Regions from separate parts of the Homo sapiens genome. Here region 2 is linked to region 1. The links are chromatin contacts, found by Hi-C or POLR2A ChIA-PET in ENCODE. All regions are on one chromosome and are shown on one strand. Each heading gives the region's core, a stretch centred on a gene start or an enhancer-like site at or near the end of the contact. The rest is flanking DNA. Distances are from core to core; before and after follow the strand shown.

Region 1 (7,596 bases), core at 3,568-6,067:
GCTGAGGCAGGCAGATCACTTGAGGTCAGGAGTTCGAGACCAGCCTGGCCAACATGTTGAAACCCTGTCTCTACTAAAAATACAAAAATTAGCTGGGCATGGTGGTGGGCGCCTGTAATCCCAGCTACTTGGGAGGCTGAGGCAGGATAATTGCTTGAACCTGGGAGGCAGAGGTTGCAGTGAGCCCAGATTGCTCCACTGCACCACAGCCTGGGCGACAGAGTGAGACTCCATCTTAAAAAAGGAAAAATTTGTCCTTTTTTTTTGGGAGGGGAGTGTAGGTTCTTCTCTACATAATACATTGACTTCCTTAGGGGTATTCATCTCTGTGTTTGCATATCCTAAGGGTGTTCTTTAGAGAAATATATACATTTCTAGACTTATACTCGTAGATTCTTATCTTTGCCTAGTTTCCTCTGGAGGACAAGAATCTCTTCTTTAGCACTATTTCCCCCATATTTGTGTAGCATTCCTACATTTTTCAAATGTAAAAAAACACCACATCAGAGACCTTTGACCTCAGTTCTCTGTGAAGTTTCAATAAACTCGATTCCTGAGAAGACGTGTTAGTTTCTTGTAGATATCAAGTCAAACTCAAAGATCTTTAAGTGTTTTCTTTGTTTCCCAAGATGTTGATTCTTTACTCTCATAAAACAGGTTAAAGCAGGCTCTCTCAGCCTTTCTCTTTGAGAAACTACTTTCATATTTCCGAAGACTGCTTGGGAATGCTGGTGGGAGTTGGGATAGGAGCAGCGGAGGGAGGAGATGCCTAAGAGTGCCTGTTCTCAGGTAGAGTTGGAAATGTTCCCTCCTAGAGCTGAGATTTCCTGCAAGACATCGAGTTGGGGTGTGAAAGCAGCAGATTTCAGTATCAGCCAGATGTGGCTTTGAAATGGTGGTTCACAGTTTCTTGTGATTTTTGAAAACTCTGAACATATTTTAGACTTTTTAGATTATTAGTGCTTGATGAGGTACTTAAAATCAGAGTCTAATATTTGGGTTGTACAGTTGAGGGTATTAAAGCCCAGAGAGGCTAGGTGGTATCAGTAAGGTAACACAGTAAGTTACAGCTACTAAGTATCCAAGGTGAGATTTGATCCTGAGTCTTATAACTTACCGTTGCTCTAGGCTCTGGAATAAGAAATGAAGCATCAATTTCCTGGGGAGCTTTTTTTTTTAATTAAATTTAATTTTTTTTAAGATAAGAATAACATATTTGAAGAAAATGTCAAGTACTTTCACTTACATTTTCTTATTGATCTCCACAAGAAGACAACCAGGCAATCTGTCTTTAGCTGAGGAAACAGACCCCCGAGAGGTTAAGAGTCCCTAAGTAGTAAACATTCATCTCACGTTCAGGACCTCTGACTCATGTGTCTTGCTGTTTATATTATGTATGAAGATAGAAATTGAGAAGCTGTCAGTAAATTCTGTATGTGCTAGATAAGCACCCTGTTTAAAGAAATTCTGTGGCAATTGTCAATTGTGTTTTATAATCTTGTCTAGACTTGTGTCTCTCAAGTTTTCTTATTCACACATATGTAGTTTTATCCCCCCCAAAATAATTATTCTCTTGTGGGATCTACTTAGTGGTATGGTTTGCAAATGGATTAACTCATTGAACTGGAATTTTTAGTAGATTATATTTTCTTTTTTCTCATGTTTCTTTGAGACAGAGTTGCTCTGTTGCCCAGGCTGGAGTGCAGTGGCCTCCTGGGTACACTTCCACTTCCTGGGTTCAAGTGATTCTCCTGACTCAGCCTCCCAAGTAGCTAGGATTAAGGGCATGCGCCACCACACCCAGTGAATTTTTGTATTTTTAGTAGAGACGGGGTTTCACTGTGTTGGCCTGGCTGGTCTTGAAGTTCCAACCTTAGGTGATCTGCCCGCCTCGGCCTCCCAAATTGCTGGGATTACAGGCGTGAGCCACCATGCCCGGCCAGTAGATTGTATTTTCTAATCAAAACTTTAGACAAACCAATTTTGCTTGTGTTTAATTAAAATGTTCTAGTTAAGAACAATTTATTAGTACTATTTTTTGAGATGGGGTCTTACTTGGTTGCAGAGGCTGTAGTGCAGTTGAACAATCTTAGCTCACTGTAACATTCACCTCCGGGCTCAAGCCATCCTCCCACCGCAGCCTCCCAAGTAGCTGGGACCACAGGCTTGTGCCACCACGCCCAACTAATTTTGGTATTTTTTGTAGAGATGAGGTTTTGCCATGTCACCCAGGCTGGTCTGAAACTCCTGGCCTCAAGTGTTCTGCCCACGTTGGCTACTCAGGAGGCTGAGGTAGGAGAATCGCTTGAACTTGGAAGGTGGAAGTTGCAATAAGCCAAGATTGCGCCACTGCACTCCAGCCTGGGTGACAAAGTGAGACTCCGTCTCAAAAAAAAAAAAAAAGAAAAAAAAAAAAGAAATGGTTAAAATAGGAAAAGTCTCAGTTCCTCTTAGCTATTTCTGATTGCTACATGACTTCCATGAAGCTTTTTAAGCTTTCACTCAGTTCTGAGGTGTTTATATGAGCTTGTGAGGAACTTCTGGTTACAAACTGTAATACCTATTGGCTTTTAGCATGGTGCAAGGAAAAGAGCTTTGGATTAGGGATAAGGACACCTGAGTCCTATTAAGGTCTCTGTCTGGATTTGTGAATGCACCTGTTAAGTGAGTTGTATAGACTAAAATGTTTTCCAGACTACATGAGCCTTTTTGAGTATTGCACAAGTGGTATTTTATAAACGAGAAATAGAATAAAAAATATTGTGCATTGAGTACCTAAGAGGTAAGTATTGCTCTGTGAATCATTGTTTCAGTTATATGTATAGGGTACTGGGTTACAATGTAAAAAATGTATTTTTAATTAAAAAAATATAAATGTAGAAAAATATAATAGAGATGAGGTCTCACTATGTTGCCCAGGCTGGTCTTGAACTCCTAAGCTCAAGTGATCCTCCCGCCTCAGCCTCCCAAAATGTTAGGATTACAGGCGTGAGCCACTGTGTCTGGCCAAAAAATGTATTTTTCACACAGTTTGGTTTTCTATTCCAAAATTTGGTGGCTTAAAATAACTACTTTATTAGATGTCATGATTTTTGGATTAGGAATTCAGACACAGCTTGGCCTGTTGATTCTGTTCTATATGGTGAATAAGATCACTTGGAGGTGTTTAGCTGACAACAGGTCTGGTCTGGAGGGTCCATCTTATCTTTATTCACTCACCTTATGCCTTAGGGTAACTGGAGGCTTGGCTCAACTGGGCTTCTCTTAGTGTAGTTTGAGATCCTCTCTGTGGTTTCTTCAGCTGGGTAGTTGGACTTCTCACGTGGCAGCTCCAAGAGACCAAAGCAGGAGCTGGCAGCCCTCTCAAAGGCTAGCTTAGAATCTGGCATAGCATCACCTTCACTATACACTATTGGTCAGAGGAGTTCCAGGCTAGCCCAGATTTAAGAGAAGGGAACATAGACTTCTTGTCTCTAAGATATTGTTCCCATTTTAAGTCTGCCACAATTATGTAAAATAATTTAGAAAAACATGACTGAATTATATATCCAAGCTTTTAATTCTGTTATTGCCCTTTGAAGGATGATCACTTTTAAAGTGTTTTTTCCTCCATTGGGAAATTTGTCTGCTTTTGGTAAATTTTCATAGTTCAATTTGAGTATGTATATTATTTTTCCATGGAATACTGAGGGTTTTATGCTTTTGAAGAAATGATTTAAAGTTTAAAATTTCTTTCTCTACATTGATCTGCTGGTTTTAATTCTTTGAATAGCACTTATGATCATTTGATGCTGTTCTTTTTTGTTACTTGATTATTCATCTTTCTCTCCTTAGAATGTAAGTTCTAAAAGGGCAGCACATGTTCTTGATCTTTGCCAAATCTGTAGTGTCTCCTGTAGTAGAACAGATGCTCGATAAATATTTGTTGAGTTAATGAATGAACAATTTAAAAGATTGTGAGCTGGGCGCGGTGGCTTACGCCTGTAATCCCAGCACTTTGGGAGGCCGAGGCGGGCAGATCATGAGGTCAGGAGATCGAGACCATCCTGTCTAACACAGTGAAACCCCATCTCTACTAAAAATACTAAAAAATTAGCGGGGCATGGTGGCATGCGCTGTAGTTCCAGCTACTTGGGAGCCTGAGGCAGGAGAATGGCATGAACCCGGGAGGCGGAGCTTGCAGTGAGCCGAGATCGCGCCACTGCACTCCAGCCTGGGCGACAGAGCGAGACTGTCTCAAAAAAAAAAAAAAAGAAAGAAAGAAAAAAAAGATTGTGAAGTATCATAGATCAGATCTACGTTGAAATGATAAAAATAAGGAAAATCTTTTTTTAGACGGAGTCTCTCTGTGTCGCCCAGGCTGTAGTGCAGTGGCATGACCTCGGCCCACTGCAACCTCCACCTCCCGGGTTCAAGCGATTCTCCTGCCTCAGCCTCCTGAATAGCTGGAATTACAGGCATGTGCCACCACACCCGGCTAATTTGTGTATTTTTAGTAGTGATGGGGTTTCTCCACGTTGGTCAGGCTGGTCTCAAACTCCTGACCTCGTGATCCTCCCGCCTTGTCCTTCCAAACTGCTGTGATTACAGACGTGAGCCACCGTGCCTTGCCAAAATAAGGAAAATCTTTTAGATAGAAAATATAGGACCGGTGTGGTGGCTCATGCCTGTAATCCCAGCACTTTGGGAGGCTGAGGCAGGTGGATCCCTTGAGCTCAGGAGTTTGATACCAGCCTGGGCAACATCGTGAGACCACATCTCTACCAAAAAATTAGCTGGGCATGGTGGCGTGCATATGTGGTCCCAGCCGCTCAGGAAGCTGGGGTGGGAGGATTGCTCGAGCCTGGGAGGCGGAAGTTGCAGTGAACCAAGATTGTGCCAGTACACTTCAGCCTGCGTGACAGTGGGACCCTGTCTTAAAAAAAAAGGAAAAAGAAAATATATTTCATAAGGTTAGCAACAAGCTTTTGAGAAGGGCTATTCTTTATTTCTGTGATGTACTTTCTATATTTTTGTATTAAAATCCCTTTTCTGTTGTGAAATGATAGTGATATTCACTTCTATAGTTTAAAAATATGTTCTGTGCAGCATAAATAATTGATAAGCAGTGTTATCTTGTACTTTCAGATTGGAGTTGCCTTTGAGAGTCAAAGATTTGTAGCTCACAGAAAATAAAGAAGTACTGTGTGGGTGTGCCTGGGAGGGAGTTTTGCTAAGAATTCTTACTAAATAAAGTTCAATCAGTCAAATGTTATTGTACTCTTCAAATTCTCCAGGGAAATAAATTGCCAGCTTCCATTTAAAGATTGTATTTTGTTTGAATATGTGATGTTAAAGTGAAATGTGACATATAAGAATCTAAAGATGATTATTAAAAGCAAACAACATAATAGCATTCTTACAATGTCTTTTGCAGGAGAGAATTAATAGATTTAGCAGTGTTTCTTTGAATAAACTTGTCCATAATGAAAGCTAACTAAAATTGCATTAAAATTTATCAACTCCTTTAAAAAAATTCAATATGTTTTGAGATACAAGTATGCACAAGTATTTTCTTTCATTGTCTAATAAGAACTTAAAGGAACCTGAGATGTCACCTATAACAAACTCCTTTGTGTTTCAGAAAAGGAAACTGATGGTCAAAGAGGTAATGATTTGTCAAAAGTAATAAAGTTATTGGTAAGTCCAGGATTCGAATCCCTTCTCATTCCCAGGCCCCTGACCTTTACATGGCTGCACACTATTTTAGGGAGACAAGTTTTAAGAAGTTTCTCTTTTTGGATATGATATAGATTCTTTAAATAATATTATTTTACTGATTTTTGAATTCATATTAAATGAGGGTTTGTATTTTTAAGTAACATGCAGGGAAAACATTCCACATTCATGTTATGACAGCTGGGCTCGTCAAGGCTTTGCAAAGCTCTAAAAGTAGGATACACACTTTTAACTTTTGTCAAGTTGTGATTTAAAATTAATCAAAAAAATCATGAGGACACCTTATTTTTGTTATTCCTGTCTTAAAGAATCTTTATACATGAAAAAATGAAACATTTATAAAATTAGCCCAATTTGTCTAAAAATAAGGGTAGTTTTGACGGTTGTGAATTTCTTTTTTTAAAAAAACTCAGGAACAAGGTTATGATTTTAAAAATGCAAGTTTTCAAAAAGGGCAGGAGTAAGTTTTGTATTTTTAAGCCATTTAAAAAAGATAGTAAGGCCGGGCACGGTGGCTCACGCCTGTAATCCTAGCACTTTGGGAGGCCGAGGCAGGCGGATCACGAGGTCAGGAGATCGAGACCATCCTGGCTAACACGGTGAAACCCTGTCTCTACTAAAAATACAAAAAAAATTTGCCGGGCGTGGTGGCGGGCACCTGTAGTCCCAGCTACTCGGGAGGCTGAGGCAGGAGAATGGCGTGAATCTGGGAGGCTGAGCCTGCAGTGAGCCGAGATCGCGCCACTGCACTCCAGCCTGGGCGACAGAGCAAGACTCCATCTCAAAAAAAAAAAAAAAAGAAAAAAGATAGTTGATATTTAATAATAATTATAAAAATTATAACTATAAAACCAGTATTAGAAAATTAATGATGGATGAATGTAAATAAAGTAAAATTATGCATAATCCTACTTTCCAGAGATAACTAATAACATTTAGGTGTATTTCTTTCCAATCATTTTTTTCTATGCATATATGGTGTGTATTTTTTTAAACACAGTCAAGTTCATACTCTACTTCCTTTTGTTTTGCTTTTTTCATTTAACATTATATCATGAGCATTTTCTTATGTCCCTAAAAAGTCTGTGGAAACATTTTATAATAGTTCCATAACATTCTGTAATTATTTAACTATTACCCTATTTCTGGTTATTTGGGATATAATAAATTTTTGCTATTGTTAATAAGGCTGAAATGAATAACTGGGTATACAAATCTTTATACACATTTGTCTCTCTTTTAATGATAGTTGCCTAAAAGTTGGAATTACTGACACATATTGCCAAAATTCTTTATAGTAGAAATGTACTAATTTATACTCCCATTAATTTTATATGAGAGTGCTTGTTTTATCGCACCCTTAACAAACTGGTTGTGTTTGAAGAGAACTTTGCTATTATTTTGGGGCTTGAAGCATTTGTTGAAGAGATTAGTGGATGGGTCCACATTTTTGGTATGCTATTTGGAGGCACTTAGCTATTTTGGGTTATGTATCTGATTGCTTTTATAGGGCCAGACCACAAGATTAGATAAAGTATATGGAATATTTACATATCAGTCTTACGAAGAGCAAACTATTCAGACCCACTTATCTTGATTCAGCTATTCTAATTGTAAAAAGACTACTGAAGGTTAAAAATTTCAGTTGACTATTTTCTCCTAAAGTAGGATAAGCTAGGCTTTTAGGAAAAAAATAGGGTTGAAATAAATTGTTTAGAAAATTGATCAAAAGTAGTAGTTACTCAGTACTCTCTCTCTCAGCGCTCACTCTCTTTCTGTCTCTCTCTGTCTCTCTGTGTGTGTGTGTGTGTGTGTGTGTGTGTGTGTATTTAGAAAAAGAGTAGAATGGAAAGATTAGAAATAGAGCATGAAAGGCTG
Region 2 (7,596 bases), core at 3,713-6,212, 690 kb after region 1:
GACTACAGGCGCCCACCACCACGCCCGGCTAATTTTTTGTATTTTTAGTAGAGACGGGGTTTCACCGTGTTAGCCAGGATGGTCTCAATCTCCTGACCTCGTGATCCACCTGCCTCGGCCTGTGGTGGCTTTTTATTAACAGTAAAAGTATCTCTTCCAGTTCTTCAAATGATTAGAAGCAGTTTTGCCCCAACAAATAGATTTCCAGCATTTTAAATTTGGTAGATGCAATGAGCTTATTATAGTTTTTAAAGTAGATACTATTTATAATATTAGCAATATGGAAAGGCAGTAGAGAAAGTAGTAAGTCTGTGTCTAATTAGATTGAACATCATCATCATTCCGATGCATGACTGCTAGGAGGAATACAATGCAAGTTAAAATAGAAGGGCTCCTTCCTTTCTGAAATGTAATTGCACATCTTCTGATAGTCTGGAATTCAAATTGGGTATTACCACACTGGCTTCTTAGCATAAATTCTTTGTATTTATTTAAGAAAGCTCTCTTCGGTGAGGTGATATGGAAATGAATTAAACCACTGAAGATAAAACTTTATCTTTGACTTGGTGAGGGAACTCCTAAAGGATAGTATTAATGTTTCTCATTAAAAGTAGTAAAGCTCAATTAGGTCAGATTATGAGGACTTTGGAAAGTCACATATTCTAAGAGAGACTTCCATTATCACTGCGCACTTTGTAGCATTAAGATTCCATTTGAACATTTGAGCTTTAGCATTTTTATAAAATCAGTTTAGTTCCATTTAAAATAAATTCCATAGTATTTCACTTTAGTGAGAATGTCTTCATAAAATTTATTAAGTGTCAAGTCTTGGTCTGTTTCCAGTGTAGTACATAATGTGGGAATTCTCATTCTAGGTTGGCATCGTAATTGGAAGGTGGGACACTTTCAGTATCAAGTAGGGCTTCTGATGTTTTTTCTGTTGAAGAAATATTTGTATTAGAATCTTACAAAAAGCCTTCAAACATAAACAAAATTACAAAAACAGTGATACTGTCAATAAGAAAAAAATCAAAATGATTTTTTTTTTTTTGGATACAGAGTCTTGCTCTGTTGCCCAGGCCGGAGTGCAGTGGCGCAATCTCGGCTCACTGCAGCTGCCGCCTCTCGGGTTCAAGCGATTCTCCTGCCTCAGCCTCCTGAGTAGTTGGGGATTACAGGCATGTGCCACCATGCCCGGCTAATTTTTGTATTTTTAGTAGAGACAGGGTTTCACCATGTTGGTCAGGCTGATAAGAATGATTTTTTTTTTTTTTTTTTGGAGATGGAGTCTTGCTATGTTGCCAGGCTGGAGTGCAGTGGCGCGATCTCGGCTCACTACAACCTCCGCCTCCCTGGTTCAAGCAATTCTCCTGCCTCAGCCTCTGGAGTAGCTAGACTACAGACGTGCACCACCACGCCCAGCTAATTTTTGTATTTTTAGTAGAAACGGGGTTTCACCATATTGGCCAGGATGGTCTCAATCTCTTGACCTAGTGATCCACCTGCCTCGGCCTCCCAAAGTGCTGGGATTACAGGCATGAGCCACTGTGTCTGGCCACAAAATGATTTTTAAAAGGAGTTCAGATGATCAGAAATGGGGTTGAAAGACAAACGTAGGACCCTTGTTATGTGTGGTCTTGGCTTATTCAGTTGTTTATTCTATTTCTCCTGCCCCTTTTAGAGAGATACGTTGTTAGGGTTTTTGGCACTGTTATTAATATGAAATATTTCTACAAATAGAAGATAAATGTACATCCTACAGCAGTTGCTTGAGTTGTTTACACACATGAATTAGATAAGTTTATTTTTAGATTTTCTTTTCTTCTGTTTTCTCCATTCTGTTTTCTCCTCTTCAGTCCCCTTAACCCTGCCCTAGAGCAGACCCTCCTCATCTGTTCTGGGACTTTTCCAATAGCCTGTACTTTATGAAGGACTATTCATTAGTCCATATTGTTCTTTGATGTGGCAGGCTTCCAGAAGTCTCTCAGCCCTAGGGGAATTGTTCATAGTCTCAGGCAACTCTGGATCTTTTTTGGCAGAAATGTGTATATTTTTTATCTGCTAATTATAGAGCCTGAATGTCCTCCTCTCTGTTGACCTTCTTAGTTTTCCTTTGAATTGGTATCCTTTGTGTTGCAGATGTCATCTTTCTTGAAGAGTGCTTGATTATGTGTATTTAACTGAAAATCGAATAAATCTCTAAATATTGTAAAATATGCTCTTCAAAATAACCTGCATTTTGGAATTGGTATGGATAAAGTCAGTTTTAGAATCACTAAAGTCAGACAGAAACCTATTGTAATGTGAAAGACGAGGTGGATCAAATACTTGCTGTTCCAGGGTCATGGAAGGAAAAAAATTGCAGTTCATGTTCTTCTTATAATTAAGCTTCAGAAGTTCTTCACAATAGCAGTGTCTGAGGACTGCTTTTGTGAGCAGGTAGTACCAGTTGTTGAGACATTGTTGAGAGAGCACATGAATTGTCTCAAACTAGTTAGTTGGGTCAAGGGAAAGATAAAATGAAGGGTGAATGAGTCTTTCTATTGTACTCTGAGGCATGACAGCGTGTTCCACTTTTGAGCTTTTATCAAGATGGGACTTGTCTAGACTTCTAATGAAATGGGCTTCAGGTAAAGTAGAAACATTATGTCAAGAGGATTTTTGGTTGTTCAAATGAATGTTAAACATTCTTTTAACTCTTTGGATCTTAGATAGATTTGATAGTTGTGATACCTTTACTGTATGTAACACATGATCCTGTCCTGAATGATCAGCAGCTTTCAGGAGTTACTCTTGTATTCCCAGCTACATTTGTGATACTTTCAGTGCTAAGAAAATCTATATTCTGTAGCTTTGAAGTTATTTAACAGTTAAGTACTATTTGCTGGTTTATTCTGATTTTGTCTTAAATGACAAATATTTTATTCATCCTTTCTCTTCAAACATTATTTAACAAATGTACGTTTTAATGTTTCTCAAAAATGAAGGTCTATATTCTTTTTATATGTTTTATCTTTGTATGTTATTTCTTTCATCTTTTTTTTTTTTTTTTTTTTTCTGAGACAGGGTCTCACTCTGTTACCCAGGCTGGAGTGCAGTGGTTTGATCATGGCTCACTGCAGCCTCGACCTCCCGGGCTCAAGTGATCCTTGATCCTCCCACCTCAGCCTCCTGAGTAACTGGGACTACAGGTGTGCACCACCTTGTCTGGCTAATTTTTTTTTTTCTTTTTTTTGAGACAGTCTTACTCTGTTGCCCAGGCTGGAGTGCAGCCGTGTAATCATGGTTCACTGCAGCCTTGACCTTCCCAGGCTCAAATGATCCATCCTCCCACCTCAGCCCCCCAAGTAGCTTGGACTACAGGCACACACCACTACACCCAGCTAATTTTTGTATTTTTTGTAGAGATAGGGTTTCGCCACGTTGCCCAGGCTGGTCTTGAACGCCTGAGCTCAAGCAGTTCACACACCTCGGCCTCCCAAAGTACTGGGGTTATAGGCGTGAGCCACCGTGCTCAGCCTTTTATTTTTAATATATAAGAAATGCCTTTTTTTTTTTTTTTTTTTTAATTTGAGATGGAGTCTTGCTGTCTTGCCCAGGCTGGAGTGTAGTGGCATGGTCTCGGCTCACTGCAACCTCCGCCTCCCAGGTTAAAGCAATTCTCCTGTCTTGGCCTCCCGAGTAGCTGGGATTACAGGCATGTGCCACCACTCCTGGCTAATTTTTTTGTATTTTTAGTAGAGACGGGGGTTTCACCATATTGGCCAGGCTGGTCTCGAACTCCTGACCTTGTGATCTGCCCACCTCGGCCTCCCAAAGTGCTGGGATTAGAGGCATGCCCCACCACGCCCAGCCCATTGTTTTATCATGACAGTAGCAATGTGTTTTAATTGTAAAATTCTTGACTTTTTGTTTTGTTTATAAACTTCCTTTTCTTGGCCCTGTGCCTTAAACTACAGTAGATTAGGTGAAACTGTTCTCTGATCACACTAGCATTTAAAATATGAACCTGAATCTTCTCAGGTACTTTGATCTCTCCAATCTATTAATGTTTCTGAGTACATAAACATCAATTAGCTCACCAAATTAAAGTTAGCAAATGCGTCAGCCATGTAATTTGCATGTGACATTTTGAGTTAGCAGGGCCAAGAGGGAAGTATGTTTTTGTGAGTGGGTGTGCTTATCTCTCTGTCTTCAGGTGGTGATGGAAAGTTGTACATGTAAGAGAAGGAGTTGTGGCAGTGGATATGTGAAATGCTAACTGTACATATGCCTCTGCTTGGGGCAGAAGCACTTTACCAGAGAAGTCTCCAACAGTTGCAAACTACATATTCTTTTTCCTTATATAAGTGAATCTTTTAATTAGTGTAATATTATGTAGAGTGTATGTTTTTTCTGTTTTTTTTTAATGAAAGGTGATATTTTGATAAATCTGCAAAATGAGCAATATAGACAACATTTTAGAGTGAATGATACTAGATTTAAACTATGAGGCTGGTCTCTGCAAAGATACAAAGTAAATACTAATCACTGGTCTAAGCAAAATCCAGGAAGGATTTTTGTTAATTTGACAAGTGGGTTTAGAATTCTTTAGCCACTATTTTTTAGAAACCAGCTTTGTTCATACATCCTTTCTCTAATTTGCCTCACTTTTGATCTGTGATAAACCAGCTGCAATTTGGTTTCATTAACAAACTTAACTGGTCAACAGATGTTTTGGCTCTATTTTGTCCTTTCTATTAGAAACAGCATAGGCGTACACAGAAACCATGCTGGGCCTTTTCCTGTCTGTAGCTCGACAGGCGTTACAGAAGAGCAACCTAACTTTACTTACAAGTTCAATTTTTCTTCCTCAGTATTTTTATTATAGGTATACAAACATTGTAGTTTTGTCTCCCCCATCAAGTCGGTCTTTTGTTGTTAATCTTCCATCTGTTAGTCCAGTATACACTTCTCACCCTGCTTTTTAGCATTGCAAAATCTTAGCATGCAGGGAAAAAGGTACTATTGCAGGAGAGGTAATTGAGATATCAGCGACTCTTCCACAATTCAAGGGAAGGAGTGGAACTAGCCTGGTGAATTTAGATAATTTCTTCCGTCTTCTTTGATGTCAGTGAGCTGCCATATGGAGAGCAGTGAGGCCTGCAGGAAGGAGGTGAGCCTTGGTCTGGGCTGCCTAGGGTGTTCAGAGTGACATGGGCTGAGAGCCAGAGGCAGAGCTTGACTGTTTCTGTTAGTAGTTTCTGATGTGACCAGCCCTGCTTTTTGTCCAAGGTTTCCCTGTCATGCTTGCCACCCTATGGGTATGATGAAGTTTAAGAAACAGATCATAAACATTATCTTGGGAAAGAGAAACATAAGAACATATTAAAATCTAGTAATAAGGCCATTAAAAGATGACTCCCATTTGATATTTGACCAACTTGTTTTCAAAATTAGTATTGTAAACACTTCTGTCTTATAACAAAACCCAGCTTTAGCTGTTGAGCCTTGAGTTGTGAGTAAAGCAGCAGAAAACAGGATCTGCTAGTGGAAGAGTATTGGCTGTTTGAAGAACATCAGCTGTTCCAGGTAGACTCCTGGCAGTGTGTGAGCAGACCTGGGAAAGGCAGGCATGGAGGGAGCTAGGAAAATACTTCTCTCCTAACCTTTATAATTTATAAAATTAGAGTATTTCATAAATATTAAAAGAGTAGTACAGTAAACACTCTATTTCTTTCACATAGATTCACCAATTTTAACATTTTGCCACATTCTTTCTCTTCCTATATGTGTGTATATGTATATGTTTTTATACATGGGTGTGCGTATATATACAGCACATTTATATATTCACAATTTTGACTAAACTGTTGGAAACTAAATTACAAATATTATATTTCACCCCTAAATACTTAATAATATATCAAAAATGTTCTCTTATATACTATACTATTACGCAAAAAATTCGGCAGTGGAATGAGTGTTAACTGACAGTCCATATTTCCCCAAATGGCCCCAAAATCTCATTTATAACTTTTGACTTTTTTTGAGATGGAGTCTCGCTCTGTTGCCCAGGCTGGGGTGCAGTGGTATGATCTTAGCTCACTGCAACCTCCACCTCCCAGGTTCAAGCAATTCTCTTGCCTCAGCCTCCCGAGCAGCTGGGACTACAGGTGCGTGCCACCATGCCCGGCTAACTTTTTTTATTTTTAGTAGTGATGGGGTTTCGCCAGGTTGGCCAGGCTGGTCTTGAACTCCTGACATCAGGTGATCTACCCGCCTAGGCCTCCCAAAGTGCTGGGATTAAAGGTGTGAGCCACTGCGCCTGGCCAACTTTTGACTTTTCATCCAGGATCCAACCAAAGATCATATATTGCATTTGGCTGTCATGTCACCTTTAATAGAGAACAGTTTTCCCTCCTTTTTGCTTCTGAAGACATTGACATTTTTGAAGAGTCTAGGGTAGTTGTCTTGTAGGATGTCCCACAATTAGTATTTGTCTGACTGTATCCTCATGATTAGATTCAGAGTAAACATTTTTGACAAGAATAGCGTGTGGGGGTCTGGGAGTGGTGGCTCACACCTATAATCCCAGCACTTTGGGAGGCTAAGATGGGTGGACTGATTGAGCTCAGAAGTTTGAGACCAGCCTGGGAAACATGGTGAAACCCCGTTTCTACAGAAAATACAAAAAAATCAGCTGGGCGTGGTGGCATGTGCCTGTAGTCCCAGCTACTTGGGAGACTGAGGTAGAAGGATTGCTTGAATCCAGGAGATGGAGGTTGCAGTAAGCCAAGGTCACACCACTGCGCTCCAGCCTGGGTGACAGAGTGAGACTCTGTCTCAAAAAGAAAAAAGAAAAGAAAAAATACTGTATGGGGGATGTTGTATATTTCTTCTTGTGAGATACCAGGAGATAAATAATTTCAGCTTGTCTCATTACTGGTGGTGCTTAGTTTATCAGTTGGTTAAGGTGGCATCTGCTAGATCTTCGTTTATAAAGGCGCCTTTTCCCTTTTGTAATTAACAAGTAATCTGTGCAATGATACTTTGAAAGCATGTGAGTAACCTTTCACCCAGTGTGTATTAGTTTTCTATTGCTGCTGTAACAAATTACAGCAACTTAATGGTTTAACACAACACAAATGTATTGTCTTACAGTTCGGTAGGTCAGAAGTCCAACATGGGTTTCTTAGGTTAAAATGAAGGTGAGGGCAAGGTAATGTTCTTTTCTGGAGGCTCTAGGAGAGAATCTTTTCCCTTGCTTTTTTGAGCTTCTAGAGGCTGCGCATATTCCTTGACTCATGATCCCTTCCTCCATCTTCAAAGCCAGCAATGTTGCATCTCTCTGACTGTTCTTTCACAGTCACATCTGCCTCTTACCACAGCCTGGACAGTTTTTCAGCTTTTAAAGGATGCATATTATTAGATTGAGCCCATTTGGATAATCCAGATAATGCCCTTATCTCACAGTCCTTAACTTTATCATATCTGCAAGGTTATTTTGCCAGGTAAGGTTCTGGGCATTAGGAAGTAGACATTTTTGGGGGAGCCCATTATTTTGCCTGCCACACAGGGTTTAGTATTGTCACCTAAATCAAATTTTGCATTGGG

What was found. A loop is a pair of places that touch in the nucleus more often than their neighbours do. ChIA-PET counts read pairs that join two places held with the same protein, here RNA polymerase II (POLR2A). Pooled maps may share reads with other maps.
Region 2: a loop to region 1 is called in a map with no recorded cell type, with 2.6 times the contacts of the local background. The contact joins two enhancer-like sites. A Hi-C loop is called at or near these places in 1 of 37 single-sample maps with no recorded cell type and 1 of 50 pooled maps. POLR2A ChIA-PET finds 5 or more read pairs at or near these places in 3 of 52 experiments (GM12878, PC-3 and activated CD4-positive, alpha-beta T cell).

What each region holds. Positions count from the first base shown.
Region 1 is chr10:74,164,299-74,171,894 of GRCh38, forward strand. All of the region lies in intron 1 of ADK (adenosine kinase), which reads left to right. Among named protein-coding and RNA genes, the nearest start is that of ADK, 17 kb to the left of the region's middle. RefSeq lists an enhancer at 3,298-3,417. Within about 2 kb of position 4,818, at least 10 of the 41 ENCODE cell types and tissues checked have a DNase peak (open chromatin) inside an H3K27ac peak, as active enhancers do.
Region 2 is chr10:74,850,074-74,857,669 of GRCh38, forward strand. The region is part of intron 3 of KAT6B (lysine acetyltransferase 6B); the gene reads left to right. Among named protein-coding and RNA genes, the nearest start is that of KAT6B, 27 kb to the left of the region's middle. RefSeq lists a silencer at 5,997-6,207. Within about 2 kb of position 4,963, at least 9 of the 41 ENCODE cell types and tissues checked have a DNase peak (open chromatin) inside an H3K27ac peak, as active enhancers do.